Linked DNA regions of Homo sapiens: regions 1 and 2 are each linked to region 3. A link is a contact called in ENCODE Hi-C or POLR2A ChIA-PET data. All regions are on one chromosome and are shown on one strand. The core of a region is the stretch at or near the end of the contact, and the rest is flanking DNA. Distances in the headings are between cores, read along the strand shown.

What was found. Hi-C counts contacts between places; a loop is a spot of excess contacts on that map. ChIA-PET counts read pairs that join two places held with the same protein, here RNA polymerase II (POLR2A). Pooled maps may share reads with other maps.
Region 1: a pooled map shows a loop between it and region 3 (2.9-fold over the local background). The contact joins the enhancer-like site here to the promoter of NDUFA9 in region 3. A Hi-C loop is called at or near these places in 2 of 37 single-sample maps with no recorded cell type and 6 of 50 pooled maps.
Region 2: a map of CD8-positive, alpha-beta T cell shows a loop between it and region 3 (23-fold over the local background). The contact joins the enhancer-like site here to the promoter of NDUFA9 in region 3. A Hi-C loop is called at or near these places in 1 of 168 maps with a recorded cell type or tissue (CD8-positive, alpha-beta T cell) and 5 of 50 pooled maps. POLR2A ChIA-PET finds 5 or more read pairs at or near these places in 1 of 52 experiments (K562).

What each region holds. Positions count from the first base shown.
Region 1 is chr12:4,105,521-4,108,499 of GRCh38, forward strand. LOC124900317 (a long non-coding RNA gene) reads right to left here. Exons shown (of 4, transcript XR_007063173.1): 4 at 1-2,979. Among named protein-coding and RNA genes, the nearest start is that of LINC03141, 95 kb to the left of the region's middle. RefSeq lists enhancers at 1,863-2,157, 2,245-2,304. Within about 2 kb of position 1,316, at least 3 of the 41 ENCODE cell types and tissues checked have a DNase peak (open chromatin) inside an H3K27ac peak, as active enhancers do.
Region 2 is chr12:4,030,255-4,033,447 of GRCh38, forward strand. No RefSeq gene overlaps it. Among named protein-coding and RNA genes, the nearest start is that of LINC03141, 20 kb to the left of the region's middle. RefSeq lists a silencer at 908-1,147. Within about 2 kb of position 1,682, at least 21 of the 41 ENCODE cell types and tissues checked have a DNase peak (open chromatin) inside an H3K27ac peak, as active enhancers do.
Region 3 is chr12:4,647,864-4,650,961 of GRCh38, forward strand. It overlaps NDUFA9 (NADH:ubiquinone oxidoreductase subunit A9), which reads left to right and starts at 1,251. Exons shown (of 11, transcript NM_005002.5): 1 at 1,251-1,312. The coding sequence starts at 1,264. It overlaps AKAP3 (A-kinase anchoring protein 3), which reads right to left and starts at 1,188. Exons shown (of 6, transcript NM_001278309.2): 1 at 882-1,188. RefSeq lists enhancers at 613-662, 943-1,152, 1,021-1,676.

The sequences.
Region 1 (2,979 bases), core at 66-2,565, 540 kb before region 3:
CCCCCACCAAAACACTTAGTTTTCATTTTTTTTTTCTTTTCTTTTTTTTTGAGACGGAGTCTCTCTCTGTTGCCAGGCTGGAGTGCAATGGCACTATCTCGGCTCACTGCAACCTCTGCCTCCCAGGTTCAAGTGAGTCTTCTGCCTCAACCTCCTGAGTAGCTGGGACTACAGGCATAAGCAATCACATCCAGCTAATTTTTGTATTTTTAGTAGAGACAGGGTTTCACCATGTTGGCCAGGATGGTCTTCATCTCTTGACCTCATGATCTGCCCGCCTCGGCCCCCCAAAATGCTGGGATTACAGGCATAAGTCACCGTGCTCGTCCAGTTTTCATTTTTCAAGCCAAATCAATGAGTTAATATATGTCCCCAAGACAAACATTCTGCATTCTAATTCTAAGATAGTAGACATACTAGATTAGATAGATAGATAGATGATAGATAGATAGACAGACAGACAGATAGATAGATAGATATTGATAGAGCATGAAGCTGTACCATGAATTTATCACCGGGATGAAATAATGTGCCACCACCCTCAATACTTCCTACCTTCACTAACCTTATTTTATTTTCATGAGATTTGCATGATGGCAATATGTTCTTTGATAATCCTTGGGGGAAGGATGAGGGGACTCATTAGACAAATATTGGTATCATATTTTTGCCTTACCACACAACCTATCTTGCCCTGTGTCTAATTCCATGCTTTGCCCGTCACAGACGTATGTATAAGACAGAGAGAGACACAAAACCTTAGAGATTTATGTTGCCTTCATTAATATTTTCAGTTGTCCTTTTTTGGATGCCATGGAAGTTTGTACACTTGGCCTAATGCACCATAGTAAGTAAGATTTGGGATGAGAGAGAGTTAACAGAATTTTTTCCTTTTGTAAAGTGGGAAAAGCGCTATTGAGAAAGGGCAGGCAGGACCAGAGAACCAGCCCGACCCCCCAGCTGCAGGTGCACTGTCTGCTAGATCAGTTCAGGGAAGGGCAGATACGGCATTCAGCATCTGGAAATGGAGTGCCTTGAAACAATTCATGCCCAAATACCCCCTGGGAAGTCTTCCTGTCTCTTCAGGGACACTCACACTCCAGGTTGTAAACGGTGGTTCTAATACCCCCTCCTTGCAAACCACACCTATAAATAGGTGTGTAGAGACATAGAACATGTTATGAGCTTCACCAAGACCTTCCGAGCCACCATTTCCCCACTGCTCGAACCCTGACCACGGAACATCTCACAATGTGCAGGCAGCACATACCGTGATCAGTGCCACAACTTAGACTTAGTGCAATGGTGAAATACTGAGAAAGAAAAACCAAAGTGCCTCCAGGAAGTAAACAGCCCATGACAAGAGGCCAGACAGACCACACATGAAACAGACGCACCACACATGAAATGTGCATAAGAATACAGTGGAGATATTTACGCTTCTTGTTAAAAAAGATGGGGCAGACAGCTAGAGGGGTGAAGGAACTGGAAATACGGGATCTCAGAGACTAGGGAGACTTCCTGGAGTTGCATTTGTTTTAGAGACTCCGAGAAGGGCACACATGAGATTTGATGGAGTAAGGAAGGCCAGTGTGCTGATACCGTTTTAAAACTTCCACAGCTGTCTTCTGGTAAATGAAAATGTCCTGAAGTCCTTTCCTCTCCAGAGCTAAGATGTGTTTTTGAGCCTGACTTCTATATTCAGTGATAGGAGAAAGAGAGGAAGAAAGGGAGAAAAAAGGGGACAAACTGGAATTTCTCAACTTCTGGACTAGTGGTAGTCAATTGAGTTAATTTATACTAAAGTGTTAATGACACACAACAGTTATACCCTCCAAAGATCCCCTGTAGCATAAAGGCTCTGTGAAATACTGTATATGTTGAGGAATCAAAGTAACAAAGCAATAATGTAAAAGGGAAATTAGGCAAAAGGAATGGGGGAGAGGACTGGTTCTCAGCATTCAAGCAACCCAATCGGGAAACCCCCTGCAATGACAAAACTTATCTAGCGCACCAATGGGGCCAGTAGATATCATCTGCCAGTAGATGGCGGTCTTCATACTAATTGACTCTTCACTGGAACAGCCCTTCTTTCTACCAGATATTTGTAGGGTTGGTTGGCTTATTGCAGAGGTGGAAAAGGAAGCTACCTCCGCAGTGTAAATTGGAGAGCCCTGCGTGAGAGCTCCCCCTGCTCAAAATTTACTCCCTCACAGACTCGGTCACTTATGTCTAAAAGTCCTATTTATTCAACCCTTTATGGAGGAGGGCAGATTGCTGACAAGAAGTGAAACTGGGGTTAGTCATTAACACTTTAGCAGGAACTAATTTGGTATATTAATTCAGGAAAGAAAGGAACTTTCCAGGCACTGGACACTTAATAGCCTTCTTTAAAAGAAAAAAAAAAAAAAAAAGAAGGTGCCCAGACACAGTGGCTCACACCTGTAATCCCAACACTTTGGGAGGCCAAGGCAGGAGGATCGCTTGAGCCCAGGAGCTCCAGACCAGCCCGGGTAACATAGCAAGACCCTGTCTCTACAAAAAGAAAATAAATTAGCTGGGTGTGGTGGCATGTGCCTGTGGTCCCAAGCTACTCGGGAGGCTGAGGCAGGAGGATCACTTGAACCCAGGAGATTGAGGCTGCAGTGAGCTATAATTGTGCCACTGCACTCCAGCCTGGACAACAGAGCAAGACCTGGTCTCAACAACAACAGAAAAAGTAAATAGAAGAAGTAGGCAGAAAAGAAATGGTAGGTTGCAATAGATGGGTTTTGGCTTGGGCCAGACCTGAACACTGTTTCCTTCAACTCCCATCCCACAATGGAGGACCGGGTCCCCTCAGGTTTGCCGAACAGACCATAAAGCTTGTTAACCTTGGCTGGGCGCCGAGGCAGGATAATCCTAATTTCTTGGCACTCCCTACACGGATGCCCATGGATCTCTTTGGCCCAGTACTTTCTTCATCCCTAGGATGGCCTG
Region 2 (3,193 bases), core at 432-2,931, 620 kb before region 3:
TGTTAAATGGGTATGATAATTCTTTACTTACCTGGGGATAATTTAACTGTTCTGATGGGGTACAAAATAGAAGTGGCCTCTGTCCTTTCTAGTGGAAGAGATAGTAAGCAAATAAAATTAGAAAATTACAGCTTTTAACATAGGCATGATGGAAAACCGCAGGGTGTCACGTGGGAGTAGCAGTGGGACCTCATTCAGATTGGGGCACAGGGAAGGCTTCACTAGTAAAATGCCATTTATGCGGAGACCTGAAGGATGAGTTAGGAATTGGCCAAGAGATAGTGAAGGAAACAGCACGCGCAAAGGCCTGAGGCAGGAAAAAGCTGGGGGAGAGGGGCAGTAATTTCAAGCAGCCCAGAAAGACCACTGGGATAAAGCTGGATGGAGAGGGACAGAGATGCTCAGAGGTACTAAGGTGGGGGAATGACATGATGCCATTTACATGTTGAGAAAAGCACTTGGGCCGCTGCGTGGAAAATCGTTTGGGGCTGAAGTATAAGAACTGGATCTCGGTTCTTACAAGAACCTGAATCTTAGCGCCAAGGACTCTAATGATCCTGCTCAAACCTCTCATTTGAAACACGAGAAAAAAACCCCAAAACACCAGAACTACAATTGTGAGAAGCCTTGGCCAGGATCGCACGTTAATCTGGTTGTAATGTAGCTGTGAACTAGGGTCTCTGACTGCTCTTCCGCGATTTATGAGCCCGTGCCCCCCTCCCCCCGCTGCCTTCTGCAATGGTGGAGTGGCCAGGAGATGACTGCCGGGCGTCGGAGTTTTGAGGCAGGCGAGGGTGGCTCGCAGGCCAGGCTCCTGCGGTCCGGGGAAGATGCGCAGCAATGCGCCTCCAAGCCGGGCCCAGGCCGAGCGCCTCTCGCCGCCGCGCACATTCCGGAGGGGGACCGCGGGGCTCAAAGGGCCTGCGGCGTAGGTGGCTCAGCCCTTTCCTTGGCTTTCCCTCCAGGGCCATACTTGCCGAAACCCACTGCCTGAGCCTCCCGCCCGCCCGCCGCGCCCCCGCCCGGGGCCGGGAAACGAGCAGGGACAACTCCCCGCCCGCGCCTCCCCGCGCCCGGCGGCCCGGCTAGCAACCCAGAGGCGCGGCGCTGCGATTGGCTGCGCGGGGGAGAAGGGGCGCTGCGCTGCTCCAATCGCCGGCCGCGCCCGGAGGCCGCGCCGCCAGGAGGCCGCGGACGCGTGCTCGCATGCCTGTGGTATTTGCTCAGAGGGGCATGACCACTTCGGGCAAGCCTTTAAATGTGAGTCAGCTTTCGGCCGATCCCTGGGAAAAATTCCTTCGGTGTTGTCAGGCAGGGTTCGCTAGCTGCAGCTTTTTTTTTTTTTTTTTAAACAATTCAAAAGGGATAATCCCGCTGAATGGGGAAAGGCATTCGGACCCCGTCTCCCCGGAGGAGAGGCCGTGGGCAGTGCCGGGGGCCAGGCCTCCCCGACTCTGGGCGGCCCCGAGGGGCTGGTTTTCTGGAGGGTCAGGGCACCTGCCCTTTCTTCCCTGCGCCCTCTCCCCAACTTCAGCAGGGCACAAAGGGCCGGGGGGCACGTAGACCGCGGGGCGAGCAGTGCCCCCTGGAGTTGTGCCCGGTCCCGGCCTCCCTTTCTCCCCTCTCTCCGCGCTTCTGCTCCTGGACCCGGCCTGGGGAAGCCGAGCGGTTCTAGGTCATCTCTCCACCTCCCTAAGCTTCAGTTTCCTCATGGGCGAAGGGGAAGGCGGACAGTAGAGGAAGTGAGCTGGCCTGGGAGTGTGGAAACTTGGCGTGTTCTCCCAGCTTAGTCTTACTAACGTGCTTGGGCAAGCCCCTTCTGCACTCCCGGCCTCAGTTTCCCCATCTGTAAGATGAGAGAGCCGGTCTGGAAGAGTCCATGAGTGTAGTGACATCAGGCGATCGCGGTACCCCTTCCTGGGGCCTGTGGGCGCGGGGTGGATAAAGCCCTGTGACTTGCCCGCCTGCTCCTGCACAACTCCATAGCTGCTCCCCCAGGCCACCCAGCTTCCCCTCCCAACGTCATCTTAGAGACGCCCAGTAGGCAGGATTGGGAGCACCAAGGGGAAAGAAGACCAAAAAAGGCCGAGGGCTGAGGGAAGTGAGTTGGGACTGGAGGGGTTTATGTGCAATTTGATTTTAAACGAACATCTTGTGCAGAAGAAGAGGCAATTTGGCACCTGTTACTGGTGGGTTAATAGCTTAGGCACTCTTGGTAATGGGGATACAATACTGTGAAGACCAGATTAGCCGACTGTGGCAGCAAATTATGAGTTGACCGGAGGCTGGGTGCGGTGACTCGTTCCTGTAATCCCAGCACTTTGGGAGGCCGAGGTGGGTGGATCACCTGAGGTCAGGAGTTCGAGACCAGCTTGGCCAACATGGTGAAACCCCGTCTCTATTAAAAATACAAAACATTAGCCGGGCGTGGTGGCAACTGCCTGTAATCCCAGCTACTCGGAAGGCTGAGGCAGGAGAATCGTTTGAACCTGGGAGGCGGAGGTTGCAGTGAGCCGAGGTTGCACCATTGCACTCCAACATGGGCAACAAGAGTGAGACTCCGTCTAAAAAAAAAAAAAAAAAAAAAAAAAAGAGTTGACCAGAGAGATGCCATAGAATCTCTGCGCTTGGGAATCTTTGAAAGATAAGGCAGGCACCACCCTCCCTCCTTTGAAGGGCTTTGAAATCCAGGCAGAGTGAAACTCTTAGAGCGCTCTGAATCAAGAGACCATTGGAGCACTGGCTACTTCTGTGTGTGAGAAGTGTGGTTTGGTAAAAAAGAGCATTGCACTGTGCTGCTAACACAGGGGTGTGACCTTGGGCAAGTCACTTGCCTATTCTCAGTCTCCTTTTCATCTGCAGCAGGATGAGGGATTAAGCTAATTGACCTCTTAAAGTCCCTTACAACTCTGACACTCCACGATGAAATGGAATAATGTGTGAGTAATTGCTTTGAAAACTGCATAGCACTAGGGGTCTTTTTGTTGTTATTTTTATATAGATAAAGGTGACCTGAGAGTTCATTAAACTCTGAAACTGGTTGTAAATCAGGCCATCCACAGCCTACCAGCTGAGATTGCAACAGGGCATTTTTTGGCGACAGGTTTCTCTGGCCTGTGAATCAGTATTATTTATTCTGTTTGTACTGTCAGTTCCTGCCCTGGTTTTGTAGCCTGAGGCAGCCACTCTTCGC
Region 3 (3,098 bases), core at 1-2,500:
GATAGAGTGGAAACAGCCAAGATTTCAAGCCTAGTAATAAGCAACTTCTACATCCCTACTCATCACAGGCCTTTTTGTCTATCCCAGAAACACATACTTTTCCTGAAAAAACAAAGCACTGGAAGGATTACCAAGTCTAGAAAGAACCCGCCCTCCCCAAACTAGGTGGTTTTCTGATAAGCCTAAGGTATGTTTCACAGGATCACTGGTTGCCATCTCCTACCCAGCAATCTGGAGAGGTTGACCAGAATAAAGTATTTTAAAATCCAAGCGCTTAGTCTAACCTGGAATTTCCTCAGTTTCTAGATGGCTCTTTGTAGAACAATGCAGATTCTCAAAGGTGACCACAGTTAAAGAAAAAATTACAAGCCATTGCGCTAGAGAGAGCCATCTGCAGTTTCTCCTTAGACAGATGTTCAGATGGCACACATGGCCACTAAATTTGCATAATATTTCAGGAAGTTCACAGATTTCCCGAAGCCCACTCATGAATCACACTTCTGGTTAAGAACTCCTAGATTCATATGCTAGTTGGTGATAAGTGCTTTGGTATATAAACTTAAACCAAAAATTGGTGGAATAATTACCACCTTGGATAGGATGGTCAGAGAAGTTTTATCCGAAGAGGTCACTTTTGAGCAGAGACTTGAGCTGGTGCAGACACCTGAGTGTGCATTCCAGGAAACGCGAACAGCAGGCGCAAGGGTCCCTATGAGAGAATGTGCTTGGCGGGCTCGACGCACATTTATTTACTTGGGACACACCCTATTTTGGTTTCTCTTCTCCACTTTTCCCCTCGTTCTTGTCCCCCCTTTTCTCTCTCCTGGGCCCTGGATCTCCTGAGCGCGGAGGGCTACGCCTCCTTCTTCCTCCGGACTCACCAGGGCTGCCAGCTTAGCTTACATTTTCAGGGAACAGGAAACTGAGAGTCAGGAAAGGTGAGCTCTTCTACCTCGGGTCTTGCCATTTTGCATGTCCTGAGTCAGTCACTGGTTAACTCTGAACTTCAGGTTCCTCGGCAATTAGAGATTATAAATAGCCTATACAGCCTATTCCAGATCTGAGATTCCAACAGCCAAAGTCTTTTCACTTCCTTTCTTCCCCCTCTCCTTCACTTTCCCAGCTTTCTTCTTAACCAACAATCTACCCGAAACCGTCGTTTCTTGGTTAGCGCTTGCGCAGACAGGCGAGAAAGGTAAGTTTTGACCCAGCTTAGCAGCCGTAGTCAGCCGGGAGTGCTGTCGTGGGGGATTGTGGGAAAAGATGGCGGCTGCCGCACAATCCCGGGTTGTCCGGGTCCTGTCAATGTCACGTAAGTGTTACCGGGAACGGCGGCCCCTGGTCGGGATTCCGAGACGGGGATTTAAGGTTTTGGAAGTGGCACCGTGCTGCAGCGGTCACGCCAACTTCCTAGGCACACTCTGGTTTCTCTAGGTTTGGAGCTGCCTCAGTCTGGTTTCTCCTTTCGCTTTCCGCTTCCCCGGCTCACATATTCAATTGTGCACCACCTTGGGAGGGGACAAAAGATCTTAAGCAGCTGTAAGCGAAGAGGAGAATGCGGGGGACACGTTAGGGATCGAGAGAATCAGAATTCTGATATGGTTGTAAGGGTTTAGGGTTATGAGAAATATTTGTATGGGGCGGGGGGAGAAATGTGTAAGGGAGGGAAAAAAGGCTAGTGGCGAGAGGTTTTCTTAGATTGATTTTATGACCTTGTGCAAACCCTTAATGGGTCTCAATTCATATGAGCACAATGGAAATGATAATATTACAATACCAGGGAGTCTCTGATAAGATTAAATGAGCTAATATTTGTAAAAGCATCCTTTTACCCAAAAGCGTCTCTACGGATGTAGAATGTGTTCGGCAAAGTGCGTTGGGGTCTGGGGGAGAGAGTGATGTTTGAGGAGAGAAGAATCAGGAGCTTGGTGGAAAGGAAAGTGAAGAATGAAGGCTATGTTAGAATTTGTTAGCATTATTTAGTTTCTCTTCTGTTCTGATTGGATCTGCTCCCACTCCTCAAACTGAAAACATACATTTGTCCTTCCACTCACTAAAAAGCAAGGAAATTAGAAATACGGTTACACTTCATCATTGTCCTTTCACCCTCTACTCTTCCACAAACATATTCCAATCAAACCCCCAAAGTTGTATTTTTCTTAGTGTATTTTAGTCGTTACAGAATATCATTTGCTTTCAAAATTGGCTCATGTCAGAATCACTCGTAAAGCTTTATAAAAATTAGAAATGAGGACTGAGTGTAGAGCTATTGAGTCAGAATTTGTGAGATTAGCTCCTTGCACCTTAAATTTTTAAAAGCACCACAGATAGGCTTGATGTTCAGCCTGAGGCAAGAATTAGGAGTGTTTAGAGGATCCTTTTTTTTTTGTTTTCCATCTTGGGTAGAACTCCTGCATACCACTGGGAAGGTGGTGGTGCACATCACTTATAGTGGATGGTTTTGTAGTCACAATGTCTTTGCAAAGACATTTGCTGGTTCTTGTTAAACTATTACAATTGTATGACGTAATGTAGATTGTGAATGGTAATCACTATTTATTGAGTACCTGCTATCTGCAATCTCCAGTTCTAGGTATTTTTATTAATTTTCCTCTTTTAACTTACTTTCCTCTGACTGACACCATAGCTTGTGTTCTTAACCACTCTGCGTTATTGTCTGGTAAAGTAAGTTTTTGAGTAAATTCTGTAGAGGCAAGTCTAGTATGTAACATAATCCACACACTATAGGACAGAACTGTGTAAGACAACTATATATAGTTAAGTGTGGCAAGACTATTAAGTATCACAGGAAATCATAAAAGGGAAAGATTAGTATCATTTGAGGTACTGAGGGATGATTGGAAGACCAGTGGAGAATTGTAGTGCTCCCACTGGTCTCTTTAGGGCTGTTATGATCTGGAAAGTCCTCTGGCAAAGACAAGTGGGTGAGAATGGAGTCATGAGGTATTCAAGAGGCAGTGAAATGACTACCTGAATATCTGGGATAGTGGAAAAGGAGGTTGAATGTGTTAGATGGGATCAGACAATGGAGACCTTTGAAAGCCAAGCAGAGTTTAGATCGGTAGTCTCCAAAGGGA